Linked DNA regions of Homo sapiens: regions 1, 2 and 4 are each linked to region 3. A link is a loop called in an ENCODE intact Hi-C map of the cell type or tissue named here. Cell type or tissue: endothelial cell of umbilical vein. All regions are shown on one strand. Links, peaks and the distances in the headings refer to the core of each region. The heading gives the core; the rest is flanking DNA.

What was found. A loop is a pair of places that touch in the nucleus more often than their neighbours do. Peaks named below come from ENCODE experiments on the same cell type or tissue, not always from the same donor. Only the 100,000 strongest peaks of a DNase experiment are listed, where the experiment ranks them.
Region 1: it touches region 3 in a loop (16-fold over the local background); 19 of 110 quality-filtered maps call a loop at or near these places.
Region 2: it touches region 3 in a loop (10-fold over the local background); 2 of 110 quality-filtered maps call a loop at or near these places.
Region 4: a loop joins it to region 3, with 7 times the contacts of the local background. A loop is called at or near these places in 50 of 110 quality-filtered maps.

The regions. Positions count from the first base shown.
Region 1 is chr6:105,074,002-105,082,234 of GRCh38, reverse strand. It overlaps LIN28B (lin-28 RNA binding posttranscriptional regulator B), which reads right to left. Exons shown (of 4, transcript NM_001004317.4): 4 at 1-3,821. The coding sequence ends at 3,452. Among named protein-coding and RNA genes, the nearest start is that of POPDC1, 59 kb to the left of the region's middle. In endothelial cell of umbilical vein, for the core only: a CTCF peak has its summit at 4,164 (motif pointing right); a DNase peak (open chromatin) is centred at 4,184.
Region 2 is chr6:104,936,902-104,945,134 of GRCh38, reverse strand. It overlaps LIN28B-AS1 (LIN28B antisense RNA 1), which reads left to right and starts at 4,608. Exons shown (of 3, transcript NR_046407.1): 1 at 4,608-4,757; 2 at 4,922-4,957. It also overlaps a transcript of LIN28B not described here. RefSeq lists enhancers at 3,552-4,386, 7,305-7,805, 7,806-8,233. In endothelial cell of umbilical vein, for the core only: a CTCF peak has its summit at 3,531 (motif pointing left); no DNase peak of the experiment used is centred there; H3K4me3 peaks cover 1,266 bases; H3K27me3 peaks cover 1,250 bases.
Region 3 is chr6:104,679,280-104,687,512 of GRCh38, reverse strand. No RefSeq gene overlaps it. Among named protein-coding and RNA genes, the nearest start is that of HACE1, 180 kb to the left of the region's middle. RefSeq lists an enhancer at 4,145-4,439. In endothelial cell of umbilical vein, for the core only: a CTCF peak has its summit at 4,274 (motif pointing left); a DNase peak (open chromatin) is centred at 4,282; H3K27ac peaks cover 267 bases.
Region 4 is chr6:104,763,467-104,771,699 of GRCh38, reverse strand. HACE1 (HECT domain and ankyrin repeat containing E3 ubiquitin protein ligase 1) reads left to right here. Exons shown (of 24, transcript NM_020771.4): 19 at 311-507. It also overlaps the pseudogene RNU6-897P. Among named protein-coding and RNA genes, the nearest start is that of HACE1, 92 kb to the left of the region's middle. In endothelial cell of umbilical vein, for the core only: no CTCF peak of the experiment used is centred there; no DNase peak of the experiment used is centred there.

The DNA.
Region 1 (8,233 bases), core at 1,478-6,477, 400 kb before region 3:
TTACATTGCACTCTAAACTTCCAAGTTATAAGCAGGTAAAAATCTTTCTAAATCTTTCAACTGCAAAAATACATCCAAGGCCTTCTAGTGAAGACTAGAAACCCAAGTATAAAAATGTTTTCATTATAGTCTGCCATGTAGCAAAAGATCAGCTTACAGGGCTAAGAGACTGGCAATGCATCTTGTTTAGGAATTACATTTGTGTTGACATGAGGGTGAGGTCAAGAGATAACTTAATTCACAGACCTGCTGCCCCACCATTAGTAATCCCTGCAAAGTGATGCTTCACACAGACCCTTTTCCCTCAATAGCTAGTAATGGCATTGCATGTTCATTCCTTGGCAAGCCAGTGCTAGTTAGTTATGTGCCTGGGGCTATAATGCTGCAATACGCTTGGCTTCAGGGCAGCACAGACAGTAAATGAAGGACATTGGCGTCTTTTAAACTCTTTGCCTAGCATGAATACCTGCATACACCAACCCCTCTCCCTGCTACCCCTTCCAACCTCCACCTCTGGGCAAAGTGGTGCTTCTAAGACTGCTTCCGTGTTCTGTTTTGCTTAAGTTGAACAGTGCCCATAATTCTTTAAACTAAATACATGATTATTTTAAGGAAATGTTTGGAGACTTTGCTAACTAAAACGAGATGCTTCATTATTCACAAGTGTTTGTCAGAAACATGCAGTTGTGAATTGCTATTTATAATACAGATAAAAAGGTTCTGTACCAGAGAATTATCAGCCACCTGTAAGGCTGGAACAGCATACATACAGGTGTGCTATGTATCAACTATGAGGTAGCCTTTTGCTGTAAACAGAGTAATATTTTACCTATGTAAATGAACAATGTGTTCACATCAGTGATATTCACATATGCACAGAGTTGAGGGAATCTGCTTTAGAGGAGTTTTCACATGAAATAAAAATAGGATAACTGATATCTGATATTCAAAAATTTTGATCTGTGTCAAACTCAGAGGTAGTTACTATCATCAGTACATAATACTTATATAAAGGTATAAGTTATTTGGTTTGTTTTGAGTAAGCAGGACTGTAGACTAGTCTGTAAAGAAACAACAAAAATATTACATGGTATGTTCCCTGAGCAAAGTTCTTTGTCCTGAGTATGTTATGTAATAGTGATAATATTCTCATATAAAAAATAAACCCCAACTTTCAACCATAAGATAGGTTTGGTATGTGCTCTTAGTTTAGTCTGGTAAGATGATGAAAAGGATTTCAAATTGCACCCATAAAGACCATAGTTCTCAAGTGTTTCTATTTTTTTTTACCATGATTTTAGCTCTGAATTTCTTTTTGTAAACAGGAAGTGTCCAATTTTGAAGTCCATAATTTCCTATTTCCATAAGGTGAAGGAACTTTGGTTTGAATTTTCAAAGTGACTTATCTATCATGTTTTGCATTTTTACTGTTAACCTGCTTATTATACCTGCTAAAAATTGAGCAACGCTTATCATGTTTTGCATTTTACTGTTAACTTGCTTATTATGCCTGCTAAAAATTAAGCAATGCCACTTTGATTTGTCTACATAATTTAAATAAGTTTGAAATCCTCACATAAGGCAAGGAAGTACTTCTCTACAGCTATATCACATTCAATATCGTCAAAGGTAAGCTTTGCATCACAGCACACCGATATTTCAGTGTATACCACGCAGATTCTCACAATCACTGTTGTGAAATTCAAGCTGAGTTGTAAAGGACTGGCAACCCAACCTGAGGCATTTTCGTCTTATGGTGGTTTGCTGAAACAGCAGCAACTATACACGTCTCCCATGACAGGACAGGCGGGAGAGGAAGTAGAAACTGTTCAGCAGAATATGTCTCATTTGAGTCATGCTATTTTTATTTAATTATCTGAGCTTACACCAACAGGCCCATACATTATAATTATAATGCTTAATCTTATTCCCAATATTAAGCACTATAATTAACTGGTACCTTCTTGCAGATGTTTCAGAAATTTGCCCATAACATCTAGAGCCAGGATGACCCCAAAATAATTTTTTTTTCCATGACCGAAACCTAACAGGACCAATACTATGGCCCCTAGCCAGTTTATCACTCTAACGAGAACCAACCTGAGAAGATTCTCCCTGGCACTGAATGTTCATCCTGTATCCACCATATAGGTTACTTCAGAATAAGCATTGAAGGTCACTTCCATAAGATCAAAGTTACTGTATAAAATACTTCTAGCTCTCTGGTGGGAGAGGTTTGGTACCTCTGCCCCAGGCTTGTCACTCTTGTTAACTGCCACTAAATGCTGCACTTTTTCGTATCATTTGCAGGTCATATATATTGGGCAACTGTGAACATCCACTTAATTTTAATTCTCAACCCCAGTATTTAATTCATTTCTTTGCTGCTTGTTTGTTTTAGAAACAAATTAGATAACTCTCCAGGAGGAATAAAAACCACCACCAAAAATATATGCCAAACAATTGGAGTTCTCTAAGGTCTTCAGTAGTAAATAAGGAGGGCTCCCTGCTCTAAGCAATGGGTAGAAGATTGAGTTAGCCAAGGGAAGCTGCTGTTGCCACACAATCCCTTACAACCCTCACAACATGGAAAAGGTTACAAGAAGCTGATATTAAAATACTACTGAAAACAAGCCACTAAGATGATCCTCCCCTTCATTTCTCTTAATAGGCATCTAATTTTACAATTAAACACAGAATTTAAAACAGTGAAATATCGGCCCAAATTACACATTCATTGTCTTTTCTGGAGTTATGTTATCCCAGAATCAAAAAAGCTTATGGCAGTCAGAGGCATATGAAGTTAAGGTACTGCCTTCAAAAAAGGGGGAAAAAAATTACTACTCCAGAGATTTCAAGAAAAAGAGGCAATCCCAAATTCGGGAGAACTGGATGTCTTAAAAACCTTTAGTACCCCATAATTGGCAGCTCTGAGATCTGAAGTATCCTTTGGTTCACACAAAAGGTAACAGTCGTGTTTTTAGTTTTATATAATATAAAAGAAGTGGTATTTCAAGAAAACTCCAGTGGGTTAAATTTAAAACTATCTATAATGCTTCACATGGGTTTTCAATTCTTGGAAATATCCAATTATATGAGAGAGGGTGTGTGCTTTGATCTATACACAAATATATAAAGACAAAGCCTCTTTATATATGTGTCTACATTCCTATATAAAAATCCTCATGTACACACACAGACTCAGGCTCTCTCCCTCTCACACATGCACATATTGACAGACATAGTATCTTATTCTCTGAATTAACATAAAACATGACACCCTGCTCAAATGTAATTTGCTTAGAGTGATTTGTCTGTTTAAAAAATTCACAGTTCCCCAATAGTAGTTAAAATCCCAGGTCAGCTACTGCTTGTGAAATACTGTTCCCCTATACTTGCATGAGGTAGACTTTGCAACCGGGTAAAGGAAAGAACATATGAAGAAGACCTGTTATGTCTTTTTCCTTTTTTGAACTGAAGGCCCCTTTTTGCTTTGCTCTTCTGGTGCTATAGATGACTTCGTGGAGGAAGCTTCTTGAGGTGACCTGCCTGACCGTTCTGAGATCTCTGCCCTAGCCTCCTGAGGAAACGGTGGTGATGTACAGCCATGCCCGCCTCCCACTTCTCGAGGGAGAGTTGAAGTGCATGGCTGGGATTCTGCTTCCTGTCTTCCCTGAGAACTCGCGGGTGGCTGTGCAACATTTTTATGTGGGCAGTTTGCCACCATGTGCATGATGCTCTGACAGTAATGGCACTTCTTTGGCTGAGGAGGTAGACTACATTCCTTAGCATGATGATCAAGGCCACCACAGTTGTAGCATCTACAAGGAAAAAAGATGAAAACATCTTAGAAGTAGGCAGCATGTATCCAAAAACACATTTTAAAATGTGAAAACACACAAACTACCAATGAGATAAGCTTATTTTAATGTGCCTTCTTAAAAGCATTTATCATTGTTTATACTGGTTACACTGTTGGTTCAAAGACTATCATCACCAAAATGTTCTGGTGAGGTTAAAAACTTAGTTGTGTGAGACACAACTAAACACAGTGAAAAACAAGAGTATTAAAACATGTAAGAATATTTAATCACTTCCATATAGAAAGGATTCCTTTAAATTTGACACTATCTGGTCATTTTAAAAGAACCATTAAGCCCACTAGAGGGCAGCGAATATTCAACAAAAAACAACAAGCCAGTTTTAAAAACAAGAGTGTAGAAATACAGCTGTTGGCATGATACAAAGTGGCAATTCACTCAGAAACTGGCAAAATTTTAGACCAAATTTAAAAGTTTAACACTTCTTTGAATGTTAATTATTTTGACTGTAGAAACCAGCTAAACTGGAAAAATTTTTTTCCTTTGTATAAAATTAAGTAATGCAGTGAAATTTGATATATAAGAAAGTCAGAGTCTAGTCAGAAAGTCAGGATGATATCTGGCAAATTACCAAGTAATTTTAGAGCAATAGAGTAAATGTCTGAATCAGAACAGTGCTAAAAAAAGAAAGCTTCTAAATACTTAGATTGAATTAATAAAGGTTCATGCTAGTTCAATGATGAGAAAAGTTAACTTTCTTTTCTTTTTTGTAAGAAATTAGCTTTCTTTTAGGGTGATCTCTTTTAAGTTAAAATAAATGGAAATCCGTCCATAATATGTGAATGCACACTGGGGACATGGCTTTGTATTAGATGTTTGAAAGTTCAGCTTTTAGCTTGGCAAGGAAAGCTAAGCAAGAAAATTTTTTCAGAGGTATATTTGTTCAATCAGATTTTCTTCTAAAATTTTATATTAAAAGTAACAAAAAAACCATTAGTGGAAGAAACTAAGAAAAATTTATATTTACCAAAGGTGTTAAATCTGATTTTAAATACAGAATTTGTTTAATGACTTGTCTCCAAATGAAATATTTTAAGAGCTTTCTATTTTATTTTCCAAATACATTTATGACTCCATAAATCTCATTTATGAAGCACAAAGAACAACAGGTTATATATATATATTTTTTGAGATGGAATCTCTCTCTGTTGCCCAGGCCAGAGTGCAGTGATCTCGGTTCACTGCAACCTCTGCCTCCCGGATTTGGGCGATTCTCCTGCCTCAGCCTCGGGAGTAGCTAGGATTACAGGCATGTGCCACCATGCCCGGCTAATTTTTGTATTTTTGGTAGAGACAGGGTTTCACCATGTTGGCCAGGCTGGTCTTGAACTCCTGACCTCAAGTGATCCGCCTGCCCCTTCCTCCCAAAGTGCTGGGATTACAGACGTGAGCCACTGCACCCAGCCAGGTTATAATGTTTTTAAAAAATAATAACAAAATGTTTTAACTAGCTGGGTGGCGGTGGCTCACGCTTGTAATCCCAGCACTTTGGGAGACCGAGACAGGCGGATTATGAGGTCAGGAGATCCAGACCATTCTGGCCAACATGGTGAAACTCTGCCTCTACTAAAAATACAAAAATTAGCTGGGCATGATGGCGCGCGCTTGTAGTCCCAAGCTACTCGGGAGGCTGAGGCAGAACTGCTTGAACCTGGGAGGCGGAGGTTGCAGTAAGCCGAGATTGCGCCACTGCACTCCAGCCTGGCGACAGAGTGAGACTCCATCTCCAACAACAACAACAAAAAAAGTGTTAACTGAGAAAATTGGCTTAAGTCCAGACTCACAACAAGAAGTGAATTATGATGACATATTTGTATGTGTGTGAGAACATCAAACTTAATAATTTATTCTACCTTATATTTCATAGACAAACTACTAAGGTACTAACAACCTACTAAGCAGTGTATATAGGATATTTAGTATTTTATCTCCTGGCATAAATTGAACAGTGAATTTTTTAATTGGCAAAAATTAGGGTAACTATTGCCTGCTTCTCCAGTTAGCAATATTACCTTATATACTTTAGAATAATGAATTTATAAGATGGGCTTTTATTCTTTGCAATGATTAACAAGTATTTATCTTAGGACAGACTGAATCATATTTTCAAAAAGAGAAAAAAAAACAAGAAATCACATGTTGTAGTTAAATTATTCATTGTATAATTACATATCTTAATAAAGTATTACAGTGCAGATTCAATATTGTTTCAGCCATATGTTCTAAGAGAGTGTAAGATTAAATAATAAAGTTTACTTGCTAATGCTTAAAATTCAGGTTCTCAAAATAACACTAAAAAATGACATATTTGAAAAATATAACCACATTACTTATAATAATATATTTTCCCACACAGTTCTCCTCTACAATAGATAAGTGAATTCTTAAATTAAAGTTGCCCATCTATAAAATATCTTCTTTTGAATTAAATTCACTTCCTTGAGGATAACTTCCACTCAGGAGCTCATTTTCAAAGAGACAGAAAATAGGTTAAAGGCTTCAGTAATAGGGCTGGCTCTCCTGCAGACACATCAATTTTATCAGTCACCGTGGTATGCACTGTGTTATCCAATTCAGGGAACCATTTTGCCCACTCATTGACCAGGAGCCTGATGTCAGTATTCTACTTTCACAAATGGGATCTTCAATTACCCTCTATCTGTGCATTTACCATTAGATTTGGGCTATAAAAGTTATTTTTAAGGATGCTATATAATTTTGGTTTCCTTACATTTTGATCTGCATAGTTAATTCACCCCCTTGGCTTTCCTGATATGTGCTATCATTAGGCCAGACTTTCTTCCACATTGAAAAGATTTGCATTTAGTGTCTATGTGCTTAGCCTTAAAAGGGGGAGGAGTGGTATTTATATTCTCTTCTATTTAATCATTCAGTGTCAATCACTCTTACTAAGAGTACAGATCACTCTCCATTATGAAACCCCTTCCTTCCCAAGGGACTGACACCAAAATAGAAATGTTCAGCTACCTTGCAGCTCACAAATTATACCACAACTATATACTCCATACAAGCTATACATGATTTTAGTCCCCTTTGTTCACCCTCCACACTGTTCCACATCAGTTTGCCTTTGTAGTTGGAATGAATTTTACATTGTGATGTGAGCATAAAAATATCATGTGTGTCCATTTTTAGCTATATGCTTAAGAAATATAAGGACATAGTCTCACACAAAAGACCATACAAAGAAAACTATACTCATACTTTATTATATATTCCCATAGTCCAACATAAAAAATAAAATTATTCATGCTAAGTACTTTATTAAATGCTGAACCAATGGCACAAAGGATATTTTCTCATGCATTACAAATAAGATAAAATAGGCCAAGTGCAGTGGCTCATGCCTGTAATCCCAGCACTTCTGGGAGGCTGAGGCGGACAGATCACTTGAGGTCAGGAGTTTGAGACCAGCCTGGCCAACATGGCAAAACCCTGTCTCTACTAAAAATACAAAAAATTAGCCAGGTGTGGCGGGGCACACCTGTAGTTCCAGCTACTCAGGAGGCTGGGGCAGGAGAATTGCTTGATCCAGGGAGGCAGAGGCTGCAGTGAGCCAAGATTGATTCACTGCATTCCAGCCTGGGCAACAGGGCTAGACTCTGTTTTAACAAACAAAGATAAAATAAACAAAAATGTTCAGTTTAATCTTAGACGGTTATCAAGTTCTTCATAAAATCATTTTATAAATACTGTAATTCTAATGAGCTAGCATATTCTACAAGTATTATTTCTTATTTAAGGAGCGTTTAAAGATAGAAGATAATTAACAATCAAATCAAAGTCAACATTTTTGAGACACTATCAAAATAAGATTTATAATTTCAGATTTTAAGGCCTGACGCGGTGGCTCACGCCTGTAATCCCAGCACTTTGGGAGGCCGAGGTGGGCAGATCACGAGGTCAGGAGATCGAGACCATCTTGGCTAACATGGTGAAACCCTGTCTCTGCTAAAAATAACAAAAAATTAGCCGGGCATGGTGGCGGGGGCCTGTAGTCCCAGCTACTTGGGAGGCTGAGGCAGGAGAATGGCGTGAACCCAGGAGGCGGAGTTTGCAGTGAGCTGAGATTGCACCACTGCACTCCAGCCTGGGCGACAGAGCGAGACTCTGTCTCAAAAAAAAGAAAAGATTTTAAATGAAAGAATGGCAACAATGGATAGAATAGAGGCACTTATGATGGTTAAATAAATAAAAACAAATTGTTTAGACCTTTAGAACTATTTAATTATATTCTGAAGTAATTACATGAGTTTTTAAAAATCAAGTCCAAACACCTACACTAGTTAATAAGTTAATCAAAACATACCCAAATTTCTGAGGATTTCATC
Region 2 (8,233 bases), core at 1,085-6,084, 260 kb before region 3:
TTTTTAACCTATACAGTCTAGAATATTTTAGTTAAAATGTTTTTGTAAAGTCTGAACAAATGATGCACAGAAAAATGTTTGAAAAACATAAAAGTAGCATTTCGGCTCTTGCCTTTCCAAGTAAGTCTGTAAAATAAATACTGATTTCAAAATATCTAGAAAATTGTAAACATGTTTTTCCACCATTAGAACTGGCCATTCAACATCAAGTCTTTTTTTCCATATAATTAAGCTTTTGTTCCGCTAAGAAAAAACTAGAAACTGGTTGCTTGAAAATGAGCTGCATGCCCTTTGTCCTGATTTGTCACCTTTGACCCTTAATTTGATGATCCTGCATATCAACCCATTCTATTTTTAGAAGAATCATGTCAAAGTTCTATGCTTAAAATAGTACTTTTTACTGATATATTAAATGTATTACAACATTACTTTTCAGGTAATTTCTACAATGGTTTCATACTAGTACTCATTTCATATAATGTAGAGCACAGTAATATTGTAAGCAGTAAAAGCCTGCTGTTTGTCCTGTTTCAAACAATAGAAAATTTCCCCCAAATGACAGGTCAATATCATTATAATTTCAAAATTTATATTCTTATTTTTTAAATTATTTAATGTTTTTAAGTGTAATTTATTTCATGAATGATTTCTAATTTAAGCTTGATATCACATATTTTGATGTTGGTTTTGATAGTGCCAGAATATGAACCTAAATCAAAAATTGCAAATATCAAGTTCATACTCTATCTTACCAGTAGTGTCAACTAAAACTGTACAGTTTTTGAGTTAAATAACTAGTTGCTTAAACGGGTTTTTAAAATCTTGTCATCATCTGCAAGTGGCAGCTTTCAAAGAAAGAGAAAACCTCTAGCATTGATCCTATTGATTTTACTGACATTATTCAAAATCAATGTTACACAGTAAATTAATATACTTCAGGGATAACATTTCTCTATCACAATTTCTGATGATTCCAATTCAACTAGGTGAAAAGCAAAAAAAAAATTTATGAAATATATATGCATATATTTCCTATAGTCATGATGCTACTTGAATCCCTACACAATTTCTGTGTACTGTACAGTTTTCAGTCAGATTTAGCAGGGACCAATATGGCTGTCTTGATTCAGCACTGTGGCCAGCGACTTTGTCGAGCATCATTGTGTCAGAGAAATCCAACACAATAATGTACATGTATACAAGTACATGGTGGGCAAGTTTCTCAAAACAATGAGATTCTGTATTTCATATATTCGAAGACTTATTCATATAAATCAACCTGAAGTATTTGAATGTAAAGAATTTCCATTGTTCTTCTTGGCAAGCTAGAAATACTTTACTTTGTGGTTCATCAAAAACAGTAGTTATTTGTAAAGAAAATACAGTCCCTTTAAAAGTCAAGGAAATAAGGTACAGGTTCAAAAGTATTTAAACAAAAAAAACTGAGTATCTGAGAATTTTAAAAGAAAATTAAATTCTATTAAAAAATACCTAATAAGAAAACGCTTTAGTTGTCCAAAAATTTGTAACGCCACTTTCATAATCAATAATTTAATTACTTCTAAATTGATTCATCCCTGTATGCCCATGTTTCATTTTTTAAATCAATGCAACTTTGGATTAAGATAAATGTTTATAGATCATTTCCTGACCTGAACTTGCTAATACAGTCCCCAAATTTGGTAGCTGTGCCTAGCGCTTCAATTATTTTTAAAGAGACATCACTCACACCTGAAGACTGTTATTCATACATGTTTTATTTAATAACTTATTTTCTTCCTTTAATCATGATTTGTAAATTATGACAGCAGTGTGTCACAAAACCCTAATCATGTTACCAGATCAGATACCAAGCATTATCAAACTTTTAGGCAGGTAAGATCTATTTAATCTTCTCTTTCTTCAGAGTAAACCGGAAAAAAAAAGCCAAACTTAAATTCACCGTATTTTGGGATTTATATGTGCAATAAACTTAAAAACAAGTTATTCTGAAGACTAACTTTGAGCACTACTATTTTAAATCTCGATTTGCTTCCCTTACAAAGTATAAGATTGACATACCTCGCCTCACAACCTAGCGATTTTTAAATTTAAATCTTGACTAATTTCACAACAAACTTTTTATTGTTTCTGAAGTCTAGCAGAGAACATACATAGTAAGACACCATACAGTCTGACAAGGATTAATGAGAATATAATTATTGAATCATTTAGTTCCAGATCTATTGAGAAGCACCTATAAAGTTACCAAAAACCAATATGCATTACAACCCGATCCAATTCCTTAAATTTTTATGACCTTATATTGTAAAGCAAAGATTAGCTGATCCTACTTGTAAAATGGAAAAGTCAAATAAAACTTTTTTATTCATTGGTAGAAGAGGCCTTGTGTCAGTTTCATTTCTAAAGCTCTGTAGGAAATTAAGCACACTGGATTGCTGTGTTTCATACATGCAAAGATAAATAATTTGGCAGGCAAGAACCTTCCCTAAGATGGACAAGGGTGTAATTATTATTGAAAATGGAATACTGATTATTACATTCTCTTCTGTTAATTTATCATATGACTCCTCTATAAAATCTATGCAAATTCACAGCAGAAGAAAAAAAGGCATAAATTTCATAGCAAATTTATTTTTTCATACAAATTGGCATATATTTCCAAGAATTCACCCTTAACTTTCAAATCTTCCCTGAAAGCTTTCATAAAACTGTGATGTTTTATACTTATTGTTGGACGTAAAAATGTGCTTTTTAAAAAAGCACTTTTGCATTATCTAAGTAAATATGGTAATAACCAGCACCAAAAAAAGAAACATTAATATTTTCTTGATTAAAAATCACTTTAAGTCATATTTTCCCAGCAATGTTGTAAAACGTTTTAAATTCATTCTAATACTAGTTGTCAGGTGTAATTTTCACTTCCACAGTATTTGTGATCGATAAATAAAAAACTACAATAGAATAGGAGTATAATTTATTTTCCCCTTGCATTAACAATAATAGGTATAAAAATCTACAGTGGAGAATTTAGTTCCATGAACAGTGACACTTGGCAACCTTAAAAACCTACGGATGAAAACAAACCCACAAAGAACTGAAGGGAACTCAAGGAAACACAGGCACCTAAGATTTCATTCTGTGTTACATGAAACAATTCAAAATGGCGGACTTACTATTACTTACATTTAAGAAATTTCCGCAATAAGGGCACTAAATACATACTGTTAGATTTTACTCGAAAACACTCAATATTTACCAACGTGCAATTTTTAAAAAAAGTTTTTGGAGTACAAATCTTCACAAAGCACCCGCATCCAATGTTCCAGTCAGTAGTCAGTTAATGCTCCTGCAAACGTATCATTTCCTCTTTGGTTTTTCCTTTTCAAAAACAACCTAAATCCAAGTGCGTTCTTCCCCGTTCTTTTCAAAATCCTTAATTTTAATTCATGAATTTACATCACCGATACCAAAGCAAAAACGATCCCCGACGCCTGCCCGGTACAAAGCAGTTCGGCTTGCGGAGCGCGAAAGGGAGGTGCGCACGCCCTCTGGCGGCGCGGCCCCGTGCGTCCCAGACGAGCCGGCACCGGCCGCGAGGACCCGCCGCCGGGACCCCAGCCTGCGCCGCACCCTCGCGCCCTGCGCCCCCGCGTGGCCTGCGCCCCCGCCCTGCCCCGCCCCGCCCTCCCGCTCCAAGCCGGCTTTGGCCGCCCGGCAGCAACCGCAGCGGCGAGCCTGGGCGGCCGCTGTGGCAACGCAGTGCCCACACCGGGCGCCGACCCAGCAGCACCGAGCGGGGAGAGAAAGGTGTGAACCCGGAAGTACATCGACTGCCCGCGTCTTAGCGGCAGCACCGGGGCAATAAATCAGGGCCGGCGAAGGAAAGACGCGGCGCGCCGGCTTCCGAACCGCAACTTGCTGCGAGACCTGTCACTTCCCCGCGGTGCCCAGTCCTCGCCCCTCCCTGGCGCTCGCGCCTCCTCTTTTCTTCCTGCTCCTCAGCACGGAGCTCCCCTCGACGTTGCTCACGTGCCAGACTCGGGACCGCGAGCGGCGTCCGCACCCGCACGCACACCCGGCCACGCTCGCACTCGCGCGGCCGCGGGGCCGGCTGCTTACCTCCGGGGCCTCATGGTCGCGTCGCTAGCCTGGGTGTGAGAGGGGGAGAGGGTGTGAGGACGTGTGTGGCGTTCAGTCCCGAAGGACGGGGCGGAGGAAGGGGCCTGGAGTCTGTCACTTCCTGAGGGAGCGCGGAGGTCGAGAGACCTGTGAGGCGCGCGGCGGGGCCGGGAGGGTCAGCACATTGTGAGCCGGCAAGGGGACGCGGAACAGCCGGGCGGCGCGCGGCCACCGGGCACGGAATCCGCTGTCGCCACCACTCCGCCGCCGCAGCCCGGCGAGTGGCGGGGCGCGGGGAGGAGGGGGCTGAGCCGGGTGGGGGAGCGCGGGGCGCGGCGGCGGCACCAGGCGGTTCGACTGGAGCCCTGCGTCAGCCGGCGGCACGCGCACACCTGCCCGCCGCCGCTACCGGCCGCGTCATTGGCTGCCGGCGCCGAGCGCGCGAGATTGAACCTTCCATTCATTCCAGGGCCGGGCGGGCGAGCGCGGCCGCGGTGGAGCTTTACCGCGGGCGCCCCCGAACCCCCGAAGCGCGTCCCCGCGCAGGCCGTGGGCGCGCACGGCCGCTGCCGCCGTTTGTTCTGGTGGAGGCTGCGAGTGCCTGGGCCTGTGACTCCCGGCTCTCCGCGCGCAGCGTCAGTCTGGGAGGGAAGCTCACATGGCGGTCCCTAGGGTGCGACTGGAGGGAGGCGGGACGATGCTACTCCTTGCTCCCCAACCTGACACCTTGGTGCGGTAAAACTGTAAGAAGGTAACAAAATCATATCTGAAGCCCAGGTCTTCTTTTCTTTTACTACAGATGCCCTGGACATCATTCCGAACAGCACAATTCAAGGTAATAATAGTCATGTATTTCAGAATCCAGTGAGCATGGTAGACAATGCCAGAAGTTTGGGGAACCTACTGTCAGCTGTTTCTTTTCCTAAACAATAAGATACTCAACGTCAAATTGGATGATACAAACTTAATCATCATCACTCAAAGAGCCACAAGATCTGGGGCCAAAAATACTGTGATATATACACATATTTAGCTTGGTATTTTGGTATATGTTCCCAAAATATCACTGCTTTCTCTCCTATAATTTTCTACCTGATAATTTTATAGTTCTTTCTTATACTTTGGGTAGTTTCTCATCAGACTTTCAGAACTAAACAGTACTAGTCAATCATTATCTGACCAGCTAAAAAATCGAATATCGCCTTGTAATCTGGACTGTTCTGTGGAACTGACTAAAGGGATTAAATATTTCAGCAAACTAAAAATTTGTTCAAAAATTTAAAATATAGGAAATCAAATTAAAAGTGGAAAACTTTTCAAATGAAAACACTTTCATTTGAAAGTAACTAATAAAGGCCAGTTCACTGGCTACTATTGTATGACTAAAAGGCAAATCTCCAAACCGTTGCTGTGTGATGATACATTTCTCCCTTCCAATTTCTGGATTGGGATTAAGAAACCAATGTATCTATCAAGGGTAACCACAGTCTAGAAAAAAGCATCTCTGGCCTGGGAGTGAGATCAATGCAGACAAACTGATCAGAAGCAAAATCCTGTTGTGACCCCTCCTAAGAATTTTCCACATTGGCTACCACCTTCAGCAAATTCCCTGGATGGCTGCTCAACTTTCCATTGAGCTAGTGGAGTGAATACCACTTACTTTAAAGATGCCTTTTCACTGGCAAGTATGTAAAGTATTTCTTACATTACTTTGCGAAGTAGTACAGAGGATTCTTTCAGATACAATTCTTAGTTATAATCATTGTATCAATTTACACTATGATTTCAAATATAATTTAGAGGAAAAAGATGTGGACATTGATTACTAGAAATGAAAAACAGCAATTAATTATATCACCATCTGAAATGTGATATGCTTTGACTTTAAAGCATTATAGTAATTTTTTATTTATGAGTAGAGCTTACAAATGCACTTACAGAATGAACTGTTTTTTTTAATAGCTATGTTTCTAGGTATTTTGTAAGCCTTTCAGCATTTAAGTGTGATGTATATTTATGCAATACCTATTTAAAGTCCTGAGAAGAATTGTAAACAGAAAATAAAAAATTAAAACACAACCCAGGGTTAGTATCCCAGCACTCAAGAGTTCATCCTTTTTTTTGATTTCAAACTAGTTATCATCATGCCATCATGCTCCTGTGACACAAATAAAAAATGGGACATTATAATATTTAATGTATTATTTCATATAAGGTACCCGAAAGGGGCGATGATGAACATTGATAGGCTAAGCATTAAGGAGTATGTTAGCATGATTAGAAATGAATGAAAAGCCATAAGAACAAAGGAATTTATCATTTACGTATGGCTCTTGGCAATTTCTTTTTCTTTTCAGGTTTTTTTTTTTTTCTTGAGACAGGGTCTCACTATGTCCCCCAGGCTTGAGTGCAGTAGTGCAATCTTGGCTCACTGCAGCCTCCACCTTCTGGGTTCACGGGATTCTCGTGCCTCAGTCTCCTAAGTAGCTGGGATTACAGGCCTGCTCTACCACACGCAGCTAATTTTTGTATTTTTAGTAAAGATGGGGTTTCACCATGTTGCCCACGCTGGTCTCAAACTCCTGGCCTCAAGCAGTCTGCCCACCTGGCCCTTCAAAGTGCTGGGATTACAGGCGTGATCCACCATGCCTGACCTTGGCAATTTCCTTCTAAAAGTGAACCTTGGCAATTTCTTTATAAAAGTGAATCCCTCTACCTGGGACCATGGTCATAATTTATTTTACCTTATTTCCAACCTCCCCTTTTTTAGAGACTCGGTCTCACTCTGTTGCCAAGGCTGGTGTACAATAGTACCTTCCTAGCTACTGCAGCTTCGACCTCCTGGGCACAAGTGAGAATCCATCTTCAACCTCCTGAGTGGCTGGGACTACAAGCGCCTAATTTTTTTGTTTTTTTTGGTTTTTTTCTGCCTAATTTTTTTTTTTTTTTTTTTTTTTTTTTTGTAGAGACAGGTTCTTGCTCTGTTGCCCAGGCTATTCTCAGACTTCTGGTGGCAAGATATCCTTGCAGTCTTGGCCTCCCAAAGCACTGGGATTACAGGCATGAACCACCATGCTTGGCCTGCTTTACTTTTAGAATATATCTAATAATTATTCCCAAAGAGAACAGGCTCTTACTCTTAATATCTCCAATGCCTACAACGGTTCCTAGAATATGGTAGTGTGTAAGAAATGCTTTTTAATGAATGCATCTGAATGCACCCTGATTATATTTTCAAGGAAATACTTACCAAGACCTTTAGAAAACATAAAATACAGTGTTTCATATTTCTCTTGCCCTCTATTTTTTTATGAGTGGAGTGTATGAAAGCAAACCCCAGGCATCACGTCATTTTACTTACGAATTACAAGTATTGAGTGTTACAATGTTGAAAAACTAGGCTTTTATATTTATTATACTACATTAAAACAATTTGAAAAATAGAGTTGGCCAGGCGCGGTGGTTCACGCCTGTAATCCCAGCACTTTGGGAGGCCGAGGCGGGCAGATCACTTGAGCCCAGGAGTTGGAGACCAGACTGACCAGCATGGTGAAACCGTCTCTACAAAAAATCAGGCAGGCTTGGTGGCGGGCGCCTGTAGTCCCAGCTGCTGGTACTCAGCAGACAGCCGGGAGGCGGAGGTTGCAGCGAGCCGAGACTGCGGCCCTGCACCCCAGCCTGGGCAAAATGGTCACCGCGTCTCTACAAAATACTAGCTGGGCGTGGTGGCGCGCGCCCGCGGTTGCGGCTTTTGGGGAGGCTGAGGTTGCCCGCCCGACCAGTACCCAGAGGTTCCAGTAAGCTAAGATCGCACCACTGAACTCCAGCCTGGGCGACTGAGTGAGATCCTATCTCAGAAAGAAAGAAAGAAAAATAGAGTTTAGAAATAAACTGACCTGGCGGCGGTGGCTCATGCTTGTAATCCCAGCACCTTCTTCAGAGGTTGACGTGGCGAATCGCTTGAGCCCAGGAGTTCAACACCAGCCTGTGGAAAATGGCGACCTGGCTCTCTACAAAAAATTCGCTGGGCGTGGTCTGCGCGCCAGTGGTCCCAGCTATTGGGGAGGCTGAGGTGGGAGGATCTCTCCAGCAGGGGGGCGGAGGTTGCAGT
Region 3 (8,233 bases), core at 2,087-7,086:
TGGTTTATCTTGTAACTGACTATTTTGGATGGATACTCCTTTCTGGGGCAGCTCCTATACCGTTTGATGAGCACTCTGTGGAGATTTGCGAGTAAAGTCAATGAACTGTGTATGTTTGCACACCAAAAGCTCACATCATTATACTACTTCATACACCATCAACCAAGGTTCAGTTCTGATCAATAATAATGATGATTACAACCAGACTCCCAGCATGTGGCCCTCAGGAAATGCAGACTCCCCAGCCAGCTTCCATATAGTGTTTGGTGACTTCCAGCCTGAAGCACTGGAGGCTTCTGTGCAGTTTCGGTTAGATGTCTCCTTTACTGTGTCCCTGCCTTGGCCCCAGAGAGAATTAAATATGGTTTTCGACTTTGAAATATCCTCTGCATGTTATTGGGCTTGTGGGTTCTGCTTGAAATTATCCTAAAATGTGCTATGTGATTTGAGTGATTTAATTTTATTACTACTTTTTCCCCAGTTGAAGTTTGGCTGAATGATTAACAGTTGGTTAGAGAGGTCATTCAGGAGGCACAACTCACTGGGAATTCCATTGCCGATCCTCACGTGTTCAGCTTCCCATTCCAGCAATGACTTCCTCCCTGGAAAGAGGGGCTCTGTCCATGTATTTATGATCTCAACGGATCAAGTCAGGGAGAACATAATGGGATTTATTTTTCTCTGGGGTCTGAAAGTCCTGCACTGCAGTGTCCATATGGACCATCTTGCCTTGCCAGTGCTCCATGAAATGCAGCTGAGTCCAAAGAGCTGGGGCCTCCAACTGGCCTGTGTACCAGGAGGCAGGCACGTGGTGTGGCTGGTGTATGGAAGTTTTATGGCTTTAAGGGTATAATTAAGTCCTGAGTGATGACTACAGAAAACTAATAGCTCTGGAAGCGCAAATAAGAAAGGAGTCTTTAGCACAAATGAAAAGCAAGGACTTGTTTCAGGAAATTTTTGACAAAGGTGAAACAAATGGACAAGCCTGAGTTACTTTTTTTTTTTTTTTTTAATAGATTTGGTGAGCAGAGGAATCTGTCACCCAACAGAATCATTTACTAAGCAAAGATGAAAATTCTTAGATAAACATCGATGTTTTGCCTGGTGGCTGGCATGCTAGGATTATTTTGACAGAAAGTAAATAGCAGGGTAATATATGTGACTTGAGAGAAAAAAATTTGGGTCAACTCATGTTATTCTGTGAAAAGATTCAATCAATTTCACTCCCATTGCCAGAGGAAGAAGTTATGTAGCCACGTTGGGTAAGGCTCACAAATTACTCTACAATCAAGAAGTAAATAATATCTAAACCCTACAAATTGAATTTTTATTAAGAAATTCATCTCTGCTTACCTCAGGGTTTATAAAATCTTTTAGAGCTTGTGAGAAAGGCAATATATCTCAATGTACAAAACCAGACTGATTGGGGTGAGGAATTTTAATTCTTAGGGTCGGGAATATGCCTCACCTTTTAAAACAGGCTTAATGAGAAAGGAGCAGACAAATGTTGCTTTAAAAGCGATTCTAATTCTTCTTGTGTTGTCTTTTATCTATATTACAACTCCTGTTGCTAGTTTCATATACTTTACAAATTGGGATTAACGGCTTTTTTTTGCATAAGAGTTTCAAGGTCACGATTTCATAAATTGAGTAAATAAATAAATCCCTCTCTATCATTGACTTTCTGTATACTTAACATCTATATGTTTATTACTTTCTGCATTCGTAAGATGCCAGTACTGCTATTAAAAAAATTTGTATTTCCCGTACCAGGGCTTGTTGTTTAACCAAAAAATATAAGTGGCAAGGCTTAGCATAACCTTTTTCCAAGGTGAACAAGTGAAAATGTTTATTCTGCTTTTGTGCTGCCCATTGTCAGATTCTCTTCTATAAGAATGGATGATAAAAATAGCAGCTACAGTTTGAGAAATTATGTGAAAGGTATTTTGCTTGTAGGTGCTCATTTAAGAAAGGTATTATTATTCCTATTTTATGGTGGAGGAAACTGAGATTGAGAGAGTTTAAGGAACTTGTCTGTGTAATTAAGGGTGGTTTCAGAGCCAAATTTTGAATGCTGAGCTGTGTTCGCTCTGAAAGCCTGGCTCTTTCTACAATTTCCCACCATATTTCAAAAACTATATCCCTTCTGACCTATGATCTGGGTCATATATCCCTTTACAGCTCTGCCCCTTGACCCCTTCCCTGACCTCTACCAGTTACAGAGGTCTGGGTCATGGAACATTGTTGAGGCAAGAATTTCTGATGTGGCATCAGTAGGGTAGGCTGGATTATGCTGTGGTATAAGCAACCCTAATATCTCAGTGGCTTGAGATAGCAAAGACTTATTGCTTGTCATTTGTCTAAACTGCGTGTCCAACTTGGAGGTGTCTCTGATTCAGGATTTCCCTAGGATCAGGCTGTTGGAGCCTCCAACATATGGTACATTGCCGGACCCTCTGACAGGGTGAGGGAACAGGGTCAATCAGGCATGGGCTTTCCAAGGCTTCTGATGGGAAGTGACACATGGACTTCCTCTCTCATGTCCTTGTCTAAAGCATTTCACTTGGCCCTGCCCAACTTCACAGGAGCAGGCATGGTACTGCCATATCCCCAGAAGGGAGGGAACAAGCAATGTCACACTACTTGGCACACTACTATGTAGATCCAAAATAAAGCTATGTTGAGCTTAAAATAAATACATGTTAGCTTTAAAAAATTGCAATACATAATAGTTACAATTTAAAGAGTTCCCTAGACCCATTCCTAAGGACCAGAAAAGACATGACTACTCCAGAGATTGTTCTAATTCAGTAACCTACATTAACGACTTCCTTGTAGCAGAATTGAGAGGTGACATGTTTTCCTTCTCTAAAAAGGCACTATTTATAATGACTTGTTTGTTAGCTGGATTTTAAAGAAGAGATAGAGGTAGATTTAAAAGTAACCAGCACAGATGTGTTGAAAAAATAATTGAAAGGACAGTAAAATTTTCCTAGTTCATCTGGGCTTCTCCCCAAGGGTTCCCATTTATATAATCCATATAAGACTGAAAACTGAAATTTAGTGTTTTAATTCAAATGAGATAGATCGCTAGGTACCTTCTAGATTGTTTTTGTAAAACAGGAAGGTGTAAATTAACTCTCAGGTGTCAATTTGAACGAGCCCACGAGGCAAATGACAGGAAGATTGGTTAGAGAAATTTCTCCAGCAGAGAGGACTACGTTGGTTGGGGCTTGGAGGCAAGAGAAACCTTAGCTGTCCTAAATAAAAATTCTGTGCAGTGATTGCAATTAATAGCCCATCACATGAAAATAGAATGAAATCACCTGGAACTCTGTCCTGTAGTTGAGTTCAGAATTTGTGATTTTTAATTTTGGCATTTTAATTTTGTGCTGCTTTCAATATAAGCTAAGCATAGCAATCCCACAAAGGCATAATATAACTACTGGAGCTCTTAGCTTCTGCCTTGCAGTGCCCGGCAGTGCTCTTGCATGCTCTGTGAAAGATGCAATCACACAATCGAAGTAATATTTTTCCTGAGGTTCCCTGGGGCAGACTGGTTCTGCAATTTTCCAGTAATTGTTTTAGAAGGACAGCCCTGGATTTGGTTTTTCTATTAGATCTTTCCCCCTGGATTCTTCACACTGTGAAGAATCTTCTCTGTTGCCGGCCTCACTTAAGTACCCGAGATTGGGGTGGAATGGCGTGTACCATTAATTACCCAGTGGGATTTGGTGCCTCTCTGAATGGACTCCCTACTCCACAAATCCCTACTATCTGTGCAGGCTGGAACATAAGTATCTTTCCGAAGTACGTGATAAGGCATCCGGATTCTGTGGCATGAGGAGTGAGTTGCCCTTTAAGATTAATATACTTCTTTTGAGTTCACAACCCCAGAAATAACTAAGGTTTGTGCTTATAGATCTTTTTTTCCCTTTTATTTATCAGCCTTCATAGCAAACCTGTGAAGTTGATAAGCCACACACCATTGCTACGATTATTATTTTTTCCTTCTATTTCATAGGTAAGAAAATAAATGGAGGCTCTGGGTGTTTGGCCAAGCCAAAAAGCTACAAAATGCTAGAATCTGGCTTTTCAGACTCCAAGTCCTGTGCTCTTTTTTTATACAATGCTTGTTAGTGTTCTGGCCATGAGGTTTAATAAATAACATGGGAACAATAATAATAATCCAGTGTCCCCTCCCTTCATTGTCCCCAGAGTTACCAGTGGTTACAGACCCGGACTTCCTGTGAGGCGCCGCTGGTGGTCTGGCGCCCTCTGCTGGTGAAGTTGCCTGGCTTTCTCGTTGCTTGGTTTCCTCAGGATTTTATCTCCATCTTCCTGGCGCAACATCTTTCAGCAGAATGTGCCATTCTTATACGAAGGTAAGAAGCCATTCTGCTGGGCACCTTATTTGAAGAAACACTCAAAGAGAATCAAAGAAAGCAGGACTTGGCATTTCTTCAACAGTATACCCCTGTGTGTGAATGCTCCCCTTTTCCTGCCATCCGCCGAGGGGGCACTTTCAAGTACTCAGTTCCCAATGTGGCCCTGGCCCCCCTCAGCTCTGGCACTCTTTAAATTCCTTTGTCAAGAGAGTGAATATTCTTCTCCAGAACACACCAGGGGAGGCAGCCAAGAGGAAGAGAAGTCTGGGAGCCCTGGAAGAAGTTAGGCAGAAGCGCCTCATCCTCAGGGAGCCAAGATGGAGACGACCCATGACTCGACCCTAAAAAGGCGGGTCAGCTTCTGCAGAGTGGTAGGGAGCACGGGCTCCTGGTGGAAAGAGGCAGGTCTTCATGGACTGGGACCAAGTCCAACAGATCAGCTGAGACGACAAGGCAGGCAAGTAGAAATTGAGTGGAAGTGCTTAAGCTAGAGACAGATGAGTGACTCAACTGGTTAAGATTTGGTTAGTAAAAGGCTAGGGTTCTCAGGTGCTCACTTGAAATTTTTGTTTCATAGTCTTCTGTGGGAAAATAGAAAATAAATTGTGTGGCGGCCCTGCTGCTGTCAAAAGCAGTTGTCAATTTGCATCAGTTGTCAGTTTGCATAGTTTCTAATACACCGTCTAGAAGTTGTTATTAATAATTAGGATTTTCACTCTGATGAGTCACGGAGCAATTTATATAAATTAAAACACACAACATTATCTGGAAAAAGCATCAGAAGAAAGATGGCAAATTACCTATATCAGTGGTTCTTAAAGTGTGGTCCCTGGACCACCATCATAATCATCATCTGGGAACACATTAGAAATGCAAATTCTCAGGCCCCATCCCAGACCCATTGAATCAGAAACTCTGGAGGTGGGCCCGGCAATCTACAGTTTAACAAGCCCTCCAGGTGATTCTGATGCACACTCAAATGTGAGCAGCACTGCCTTAGATTATAGTATAAATGATGAATACTAGATCATTTTCACTAAGGAAGGCCTATAAATGTGATGGTTGGAGGGAAAGGAGGCAGGAATATGAGGCAACAATTTGAAAGACACATGTCTGCTATGTACTGAATAGTAAAGATTGCTTGAAGTTTGACTGTGAGATAAATTGAGCTAATAACAATACCATACAGCTTAAAGTTAAATTGCCATGATCACAAAAGGACAAGGTAGAGAGCCTGAAAGAAATGATGATAACTGGGATTGTTCAGGTCCATTCTGTGATTGTTCTAGGGCATTGCTGTGAGGCTGCCCTGTGTTCTGACACTGTGACCTTCTTTGATAGAAATGCAGGAAAATTATATCTTCTTGAAAAGGTCAAGACCAAAACGATTTCATAGAAAGTAATTTTCTTAGAGGGAAAAAGGAATTGACAATGTCATGTGAAAATTTTATTGAAAAATGTTTATTCAATTTAGGTAATAGTAAATGATAAAGCATCAGAAATGTCTTCTTTAATCTTTTATTAAAAGTGTGATTCATAAGACTTCAATGAAAAAAGATACAAAAGGGCCATAAGCATCATTCTCGTCTTCACCATCCAGTTATTTCTTTCTTGAAAAAACAGCATTTCTTTAACATAGTGTGAGATAATAAAGGGCTTCTGGAGAATTTAGTCCTTATGGCTGAGATTCCTGAAATTGCCAAATAAGTCACTGACTGTCATTTTGTGTGAAGGAGATGAAGAAAAACCTGTTCTCAATTACTGAGCAGCTGGTATGTTTTAATTGTTTGCTTTTTATAAGCAGTAAGATAAAAGGAGTATTCCTTAAGTATCCTTATATGTTATTAATGCAGTGCTTCTCACATGCATTGTGCATCATGATCCCCAGTGAACTTGTTAAAAATGCAGATTGGTTGCCTTTTGAGGTTTTGATTTAGTAGGGATATGATTTTTAACAAGCATCCAAATGATTTTGGTGTAGGTGGTTTGAGGACCACACTTTTAAAAACCCTGCCCAGAGCCTACCCGTAATTTATGTGGTCATTATTTGAGCGTATCTGAAAGTGACTGACAATTTATAAAAAGCCAGTTTAGTGTAGATAAAGACTTAACAGTGAGCAACAGCTGCTTATTCCAGTAGAGCCTTGTTGTTTGGCATTTGGGGAAAATGAGCATTATACATAAGATAATTTCTTTAAATTAATACTTTATTTTTTTAGAGCAGTTTTAGGTTTACAGGAATTTGAGCAGATAGTACAGAGAGTTCCCACATATTTCCTCTCACCTACGTTTCAGTTTCCCTGGGTACACTTGTTACTGTTGTACACTAACACTTGTTAGTATCAAACTGATACTGATACCTTGTTATTAAATGAAGTTCAGAGTTTAGGGTTTACTCTTTGTGCTGTACATTCTATGGGTTTTGACAAGTGTACACTGTTCTGTATCCACCATTACAGTGCCCTACAGAATAGTTCCAGTGCTCTAAGAATCCCCTGTGCTCCACCTATTCATCTGTTACCCACTCCCCTGTTCCAAAGTTTTGGCAACCATCGATCTTTTCATTGTCACTATCCTTTTGGCTATTTCAGAGTGTCTTCTTGTTGGGGTTCAATTAGGTTGGTGGGAAAAATATTAAAGATAGTTATAGTAATAGTCAAAAACTCTCTTGGAAGGCCTGAGAGTTTTTGACTATTACTATAACTATCTTTAAAGGCCTGAGAGTTTTTGACTACTACTATAACTATATTTAATATTTTTCCCACCAGCCTGATTGAACCCCAACACCTTCTATAGATGAATCATATAGTATAGTATATGTATAGTTTGGTAGCCTTTTCAGATGGTTTCTTTTCACTAGGGAACATGAGTTTAAGATTACTTTATGTCTTTAAGTGGCTTGATAGCTCATTTCTTTTTATTGCTGAATAATACTCCGTTATATGGATATACCACAGTTTATTTATCCATTTGCCTTTTGAAGGACATCTTAGTTGCTTTCAGTTTTTTTGCAATTATGAGTAAAGCTACTATAAACATTTGTGGGCAGGTTTTTGTGTGGACTTGAGTTTTCAACTTACTTGGGTAAATACCTAGTTGTGCAATTGGTGAATTGTATTGGTAAGATGAGGTTTCAGCTTTGTTAAGAAACTGCCAAGCTATCTTCCAAAGTGGCTGTACCATTTTGCATTCCCACCATCAATGAATGAGATATTGTTCCACATCCCTGCCAGCATTTGATACTGTTAGTTTTTTTGGATTTTCACCATTCTAATAGGTATGTGGTAGTATCCTACTGTTATTTTTTATTTTATTTTATTTTATTTTATTTTATTTTATTTTTTTGAGACAGAGTCTCACTGTGTCACCCAGGCTGGAGTGCAGTGGTGTGATCTTGGCTTACTGCAACCTCCACCCACCAAGTTCAAGTGATTCTCCTGCCTCAGCCTCTCGAGTAGTTGGGATTACAGGCGCCTGCCACTGCACCTGGCTAATTTTTGTGGAGACAGGGTTTCACCATCTTGGCCAGCCTGGTCTTGAACTCCTGACCTCATGATCCACCCACCTCGGCCTCCCAAAGTGCTGGGATTACAGGCGTGAGCCACCACACCCGGCCTATCCCACTGTTATTTTAATTTACAATTCCCTAGTAACATATCATGTTGAACATCTTTGCATATATTTATTTACCATATGTATATCTTTTTTAGTGAGGTGCTCTGTTCAGATATATTGGCCATTTTGTAATAAAGTTGTTTGTTTTCTTGTTGAGTATTGAGTTCTTTGTAGATTTTGATACAAGTCTCTTATTGGATATGTTTTGCAAATATTTTCTCTCAATCTGT
Region 4 (8,233 bases), core at 1,356-6,355, 85 kb before region 3:
TTGTGTGTGTATTTTTATGCTAAGAATACATTTCAGTGTGAGTATACTTAAGATAATTGGCATTTTTGAAGTTTATAATAACTTCCTGAATAGTTATTTCAAAGAAAGATTACATTGTAACAATGTGAAAGAAACACAGAATTAATTTAACAGACTTTCAAATTCAGGAATCCATTTAAAATATGCTGTGTGTAGGATTGTATTATATTTTGCAGTTTTTCAGAATATCTGTAGAGGGCAGTATTTTACCATTAAATAGATAAGGGAAGGCAAAACCAGACTATAACTGCTGTATGTTTGCATTTTTTAGGTATTCCTGTAAATTACCAAGATGTGGCATCCATTGATCCAGAATATGCGAAAAATTTGCAATGGATTTTAGATAATGATATAAGTGATCTGGGTCTAGAACTAACTTTTTCTGTTGAGACTGATGTGTTTGGAGCAATGGAAGAGGTGCCTTTGAAACCTGGGGGTGGGAGTATTCTTGTGACACAAAATAATAAAGTGAGTATTTCAGTTTTTACCTTAACCATTGTTTGTAACTTGGCCCTGATAGTTTGCTAGTTACTCTAAATTCTTCTGGCACTTGTAGAAAAACTTTTACTATTACAGTATCATAGCAGATAAAACGTTTAAGTTAATAAAACAATCAAATGTTAAATTTTGAATTAGAAAGGATTATTTTGATAATTGTGCTAGCTGTGCTGAGTTGGTTCCTAAAAAATCGAGAGCACTTCAGCTGATAGTATAAATTGGGCATATGCATTTTGAGAAATTTGATTAGAAATATAAGCTTAAATGAAGATATTTGCAAAAATTGCTCTTTCATGTTTTTAAAGTGTAATATTAAAGAATTCTAATAGAGAAAAGAAATGCCAGTGTTTAAGCTTTCCACATACTTTTGGGATCCAGTAAGTTTGTTCGACCTTTTGATATTTTTTTGACTGTATAACTTGATTATTTATTTATTTATTTATTGAGACGAAGTCTCACTCTGTCACCCAGGCTGGAGCGCAGTGGTATGATCTCGGCTCACTGCAACCTCTGCCTCCTGGGTTCGAGCAATTCTCCTGCCTTGGCCTCCTCAGTAGCTGGGATTACAGGGGTGCGCCACCATGCCCAGATAATTTTTGTATTTTTAGTAGAGACGGGGTTTCACCATGTTGGCCAGGATGGTCTCAAACTCCTGACCTCAGGTGATCTGTCTGCCTCGGCCTCCCAAAGTGCTGGGATTACAGGTATGAGCCACCACTCTCGGCCTTATTTTTATTTATTATTACCTCTCCTCTATATGTATTATTTAAAAATCTTTGCATATGTTTTAAATTTCACTGTTCAAAGTCATAATATGACTTTAAGATTTAATATGGCTTGGTGTTTTAATATGTTATATGAGGTATTTGGAGTTAGAAAATATCATATGAATTCTAGTTCTGTTGCTTACAAGTAGCAGCTTCTGGTTGAACAATACTAAACTGCCCCCCTCCCTTTTTGTTTAGCTGAATTATAATTCCAAGACATCTTCAGAATCAATTTAACTATAAGAAACAATGTTCACTGAGCCATTTTTTAAACTATAGATTTAGTAAAATGTGGATTATTTTAAAAAGGGTTATGTTTAACAATTCTTCGAACTCAGTTTTCTGTAGAATTGGAATAATAATACCTCCCATACAGAATTGTTATTAGCATTTTGTAAAATGAAAAGCACAGCACAAAAGTTAGTTGTATTGGGTAGTTTTCTATAAAAATAGGTTCTTAGTTTCAGATATATAAAGGGAATTGGAAACTTATTAGCAAGCGACATAATTTTACCTTTTGAAACTTAAGATACTATAGTGTACAAAAAAAAGAGATTGAATTCTTGGAAATAAAGTCAGGAGTTGAGTTCTTACATATTCATACTTAGAAATTTTAAATTCTACCCTCTCATTTTACATGAAATGACACTAATCCTAAAGAGTTAATGGCAAAACTGGGGCCAAAACCCAAGCCTCCTAATTTCAAGTCTAATGTTCTTCATACTATATGCAAAATTAATTGTGTCGAGGAAGAACTTACTTGATTTTTAATGTAAGTCATGTTAAGCTCTAGAAGATTATAATAGTTAAACACTTAATTTTTAAACCTATATGATTTGCCAGTGAGTGAAAATATTTTTAGAATCTTTTTTTAGATTGTTCACCTTGTAGCATGTTTATTATTTTATTTTACACTGGAGGCCTACCCTCAATTAAGGGTAATGAAGTCATAGAATCTTTATTAAGCAATGATTGCCTTTGATAAGAGAACCATAAACATGATTCTTATCTGTGAATACTATATCTGGTGAGGTTTGTCACTCCTTTCAGATATATATGACAAAGTGGAAAGATCTAGTAACAATTGTATTCCAGTGCTTTGGGAGACTAAGGCAGGGGGATTGCTTGAGGCCAGGAGTTCGAGACAAGCCTGGGCAACATAGTGAGACCTCATCTCTATAAAAAATAAAAAAATTAGCCAGGCCTAGTTTTGTGTGGCTACAGTCCTAGCTATTCTGGAGGCTGAGGTGGGAGGATCACTTGAGCTCTGGAGGTTGAGGCTACAGTGAGCCAAGATGACATTACTGCCCTCTAGCCTGAGTGACAGAGCAAGATCCTATCACTTAAAAAAGAAAAAAAAATGTGTATGAGGTATATCTATATTTATGCTTGCATCTCCTAGCAGCACCCCCCCTTACTATGACATGATTTTTGTTTAGATTTTTAAAATATTATTAATTTTTTTGTATTTGTGTATTTTAATGAAATCTAGAAAGATGGAAAATATTGAATAAATAAGAATAAGTAAGAATATGCTCACATTGAGGATATACCCTTCATTGTGCATCTCACCAGAGGTGGGAATACTATTTTAATATTAAAGAGCTTGAAACTTTTGTTTCTCAGTTTAATACTATATATATTTACATTTTGTTTAATTGCTTGGTTGATTAGAGGCTAACTTTTTTAAGTAATTAGGAGTGTTAATAGCAGGGTCTTGATTATTAATGTTATACATTCTCAGCTTTCATTTTTTTTATATAAACATTTCTCACAATAAATTGAGCCTTTTTTTTCTAATGTTACCAGTATAGTAATTGTGTATCAAATTGTTGAGGTTTCAACATATAATGCTTATTTAATAAATAACCTGATTCATATAAAACTCTTAAAAATCTTTAGAAACACATCACATTTTACCTTGCTTAAAATTGTTAAGATATTCAGTTTACAAAATGTTACTTTAAAATTTTCAAACCCTGTTTCTTGGAAATACTATTGATTTTTGGTTTGTTCTTTTTTTTTGCTTATACATTCTGTTATGAACTTTTCTGTTACTTTAGAGTCAGCTTTTTACTTTATAGGTAGAAAGTTTTTTTGTCATGTTTAGAGTTCGACTTTATAATTTTGAACTATTGAAACTTAAATGACTTGCTAAACTTGTTAGAGGGCCTTTGTAAACTGATCTCCACATGGGGGAGTCCCTTATTCCCAAGTTTTATTAAAAGGCTTTGGTGATTATAAAGTGAAACCAAATAGATGAAAATACCTTTAATTTAAAAAGCAATATGTTAAATAAATACAAGCAATATAGGCAGATGTATATATATTAGTTCCACATTTGAAATATAATACTCTTAAATTAGTTAGATATGGCCTCTTTTGCTCATATTTTCAGTTCTAGCATTTAGAATTGAAGCTGTAGGGGTTTAAATGTTAGCATCACTTTTATAATATTAGTCATAAAGTTCATCCAGGCTTGGAGAAAAAAAAGAAGATAAGAGTAAGATGGGGCAGGTATCAGGGAATGGATGAAGTGGTATGGAAGTTGAATTATAGAGGTGAAGCATTAAGTGGTCGAGTAGGAGTAAGGATGGGAAGAAGGAAATGTTCTGGGCTTACAGGAAGGCACAGAGGTGACAGAGCATGCTTTGGGAAACCACAAGTAGATCAGAGTTGTGGAGCTTAGCTTAGATGGAAAAGTAAGCAAGTAGAAAAAGATGATGTGGGGAAGGGAGAAAGTGGCCAAATTCTGAAAGACTTTGCATCCACAAATAGTACTTTGAAAATTATTCTGAAGTCTGTGGAGATGATTGCAGATGTTAAAGAGGGAAATGACATGATCAAATTTCAGTTAAGAAAACAAAAAGAAACAACCAAACTCAGCTTGGAGTGTGAAAAATGGGTTGAAATGGGGCGGTACTAGAGTCAGGACAACTGAGAGGAGGCTGTGGCATTTTGGTTTGGGGAAGCATGCATGAAGAATTATGTAAGGCAAGTGGCAGTGAAGATGGAGAAAATGGAATAGCTTTTAAGCTTTTGAGGATAATAGAATTTATAGAACTTGGTAATTGGGAAGATGAGAAAGAGGAAGGACTCAAGGATAACTGCCACTGTTGTGGATTGGGCCACCTAATGTCTGATAGTGTTGCCATCATACTCTTCATCAACCTCATTATCATTAATTCTGTTTTTTAGTGATAATAATTACTACTTATTGAGTGCTTTGTGTTTCATGTATCTGAACCATGTTCTTTATGTTTCTCATTTCCTGTAACAGCCTCTTGAGATAGCTATTTCTCTTTATTTAGTGTGGAAACAGCCTTAATATTAAAACATTTGACATTTATTAGGTTTTTATAATGTGCTAGGCACTGTTTGATGTGCCTTATGGGTATTATACTTAACTCTGTGAGGTGGAGATACCCCTTTCTACAGGTGAGGAAACAGAAGCATATAGGAGCTAAGTAGCTTTCTCCATGCAGTCTGTAAATTTCAAGCCTGCTTGTGCAGGGGCCATCCAGTCTTCTCTGTATGGTTCCAATATTAGTATACGTGCTGCTGAGACAAGCACTTGAGCCTGCTTGTAACTACAACACTGCATTTCTTTAGACGTTAAATAACTGCCCGAGGGCACAAAACTTGTAACTGATGTTTTCTTATTTTAAATGGATGTCTATAAGACAGTGTAACTGCTAGGCTTCTCATTTACTAAGGCAGTGAATGTGAACAAAGTAGCAAATACAAATTTAGTATGTTTTAACGATTTCATTTTAATATGGTTTTATTGCTAGTCTTATATGATTAAATTTTTAGTGCTAGCTTTGCATGATTTATTTAACATACACATTTAATGCACATACAAGCACAAAATACAGACTTTTATCCATAGATTATTGACTTAAAGTGGATTCTTTATATGCATCTTTAGAAAAGTATACAGGTTGAGCATCCATAATTCAGAGTACCCCAGAGTCTGAAACTTTTCGAGTACTGACATGAAGCCATAAGTGGTAAATCCCATACCTGATCTCATATGACCAGGGGGCACTCAGAACACAAGCATACAACATACAGTTGTTTCAGCATCCCCAAAGGAAAAAAGACCCTCCCAGCCCCCTTCTGCTGCATATATATTTTTTCTTCAACACACCAAGATTCCATCATGCAAGCATGCCCACAAGGGTAATAAATGACATGTGCAGGACGCATATGCCAAGAGCAGGTTCCCCACTGTGCCCCACGTGGGGCCAAGGCCGATGTGCATTTGTGCATTACTCATGTCTTTTCTTTTCTTTTGCTTATTTTCTGCTCTGTGGTGCAGAGGTATTGTTGGGAATGTCAAAAAGGCCTGCAGATACCCCTGTGGGTAACAGTGACAGGGAAAAGAGGGAGCATTTGTCTTTATCCGTAGCACAGAAAGTCAAGCTGTTGGAGAAACTGGACAGCAATATAAATGTGAAATGTCCTACAGAAGAGTATGGTGTTGGAATGACCACACTATATAACTTGAAGAAACAAAAGAATAAACTGTTGACGTTCTGTGCCAAAACTGATGAAAAGAAGTTAATGAAAAATAGAATAACACTGCATAAAGCTAAAACTGAAGATCTCAATTGTGTATTTAAAGAGTGGATTTGTCAGCCTAACAGTGAACACTTGCCACTTAATGGTATGCCGATCATAAACAAGCAAAGATCTATCATAATGAAGTGAAAATTGAAGGGAACTCTGACTTTTCAACAGGCTGGTTGCAGAAATTTAAGAAGAGACATGATATTCATTTTTTAAAGATTTGTGGCAATAGAGCATCTGCTGATCACAAAACAGTGGTGAAATTCAGTGAGGAATTTGCCAAGGTCATTGCTGATGAAAATCTGATGCTAGAACAAGTCTATATTGCTGTTAAAATATCACTATTTTGTTGTTGTTGCCTCAGAAAGACACTGACTACAGCTGATGAGACAGCCCCTGTGGTAGGCTACCAAGGACAGAATAAATGTGCAGGGATGTCCTAGTGCAACAGGCAAGTGTAAGTGTAAATTTGCCATGATAGGCAAAAGCCTGTGTTCTCAATCTCTTCAAGGAGTGAATTTCTTACCAGTCCATTATTATGCTAGCAAAAAGGCATGGATCACCAGGGAAAATATTTTATACCAGTGGCTTGTGTTTACTGCATGGTGACTGCAAGACTTTGTTATTCCCTAACAACTGCTCTGCTCATCATCCAGCTGAAATTCTCATCAAAAATAATGTGTTTGCCATGTATTTTCCCTCAAATGTGACTTCATTAATTCAGCCATGTGACTGAATTAATCAGTCACATTAGATCAGTGAAGAATAAATATAACACTTTGTTGCATAGACTGCTAGCATCAGTGAACAGAATTGTAATTGTGGAAGGTTTTCAAAGGGAGTTTAATATGAAGGATGTTGTGTATGCTGTTGCCAGTGCTTGGAACACAGTGAGTAAAGACACAATTGTGCATGCCTGGCACAACCTCTGGCCTGCAACTATGTTCAGTGATGGTGACGAGCAAATGTGTGACTTTGAAGGATTCTGTATGTCAAGTGAAAGAAATGATGTTTGACTGCCTTACATATGCAAAAAAATATACCTTCAGAGTTTGTTAGTGAACTGAAAGAAGTGGATATTGAAAAGGTCTGTAACACTGGTTATAAGGCTCCAATTGCTCATTCATTGATGATGAAGTAGCCAAAATGGTTCTGAGTGTAGGTGATGGTGATAATAGTGATGATGAAGATAACATTAAAACTGAAGAAGAAGTGCCTATAGATGACATGGTGAAAATATGGCATTCACAACAGAACAAGAAATCATGTTAGTTTATAAAATCAAAGAGAGATTTCTAAGGCAAACACCATTGTTAATGAGGCAGATAACCCTGGAGGAAACATTTAAAAATCCATCCAGCAGAATGACTCCTCATTCCTAGAAGACCCACTTGCTGTCCTCTCAACTGCTTCTTCTCACCTTAAAACATAAAATAATGTACAGGCCGGGCATAGTGGCTCACACCTGTAATCCCAGCACTTTGGGAGGCCGAGGTGAGTGGATCACCTGAGGTCAGGAGTTTCAGACCAGTCTGGCCAATATGGTGAAACCCCGTCTCTACTAAAAATACAAAAATTAGCTGGGCATGGTAGTGCGTGCCTGTAATCCCAGCTACTTGGGAGGCTGAGGCAGGAGAATTGCTTGAACCTGGGAAGTGGAGGTTGCAGTGAACCAAGATCACAGTGCCACTGCACTCCAGCCTGAGCAACAGAGTGAGACTCTGTCTCACAAAAAATAAAAAGTGTGCAGTACTTTTTTTTTGTTTGTTTGTTTGAGATAAAATCTTGCTCTGTCACCCAGGCTGGAGTGCAGTGGTGGGATCTCGGCCCACTACAACCTTTGCCTCTCAGGTTCAAGCAGTTCTGCCTTAGCCTCTCAAGTAGTTAGGATTACAGGCGCCTACCACCACACCTGGCTAATTTTTGTATTTTTAGTAGGAATGAGGTTTCACCATGTTGGCCAGGCTGGTCTCGATATCCTGACCCCAAGTGATCTGCCCACCTCGGCCTCCCAAAGTGCTGGGATTATAGGCGTGAGCCACTGAGCCTGGCCTACAGTACCTTTTAATCAAAACAAAGCATTCCAGATGGAAACAGAAAGCCTGCTGTTTGTTGCTTCTGTTTAACAGCTGGCACAGATATTCTGGTGATGCCTCTGTGCTGCTGTAGCTACCCTGAACATGTGATTTTTTTCACTGTATTAATGGTATGCCCCTTTTTTTTTTTTAACCATTAAGTAGTTAGGTGTAAGTGTAAGAAAATGGTTGCTTATTGGTAACATGTAAATTTGGTCAGGAATAATGGTGATGTCAAACAACCACAGATTGTGTCTACACGGGTGGCTGAGATAGTGA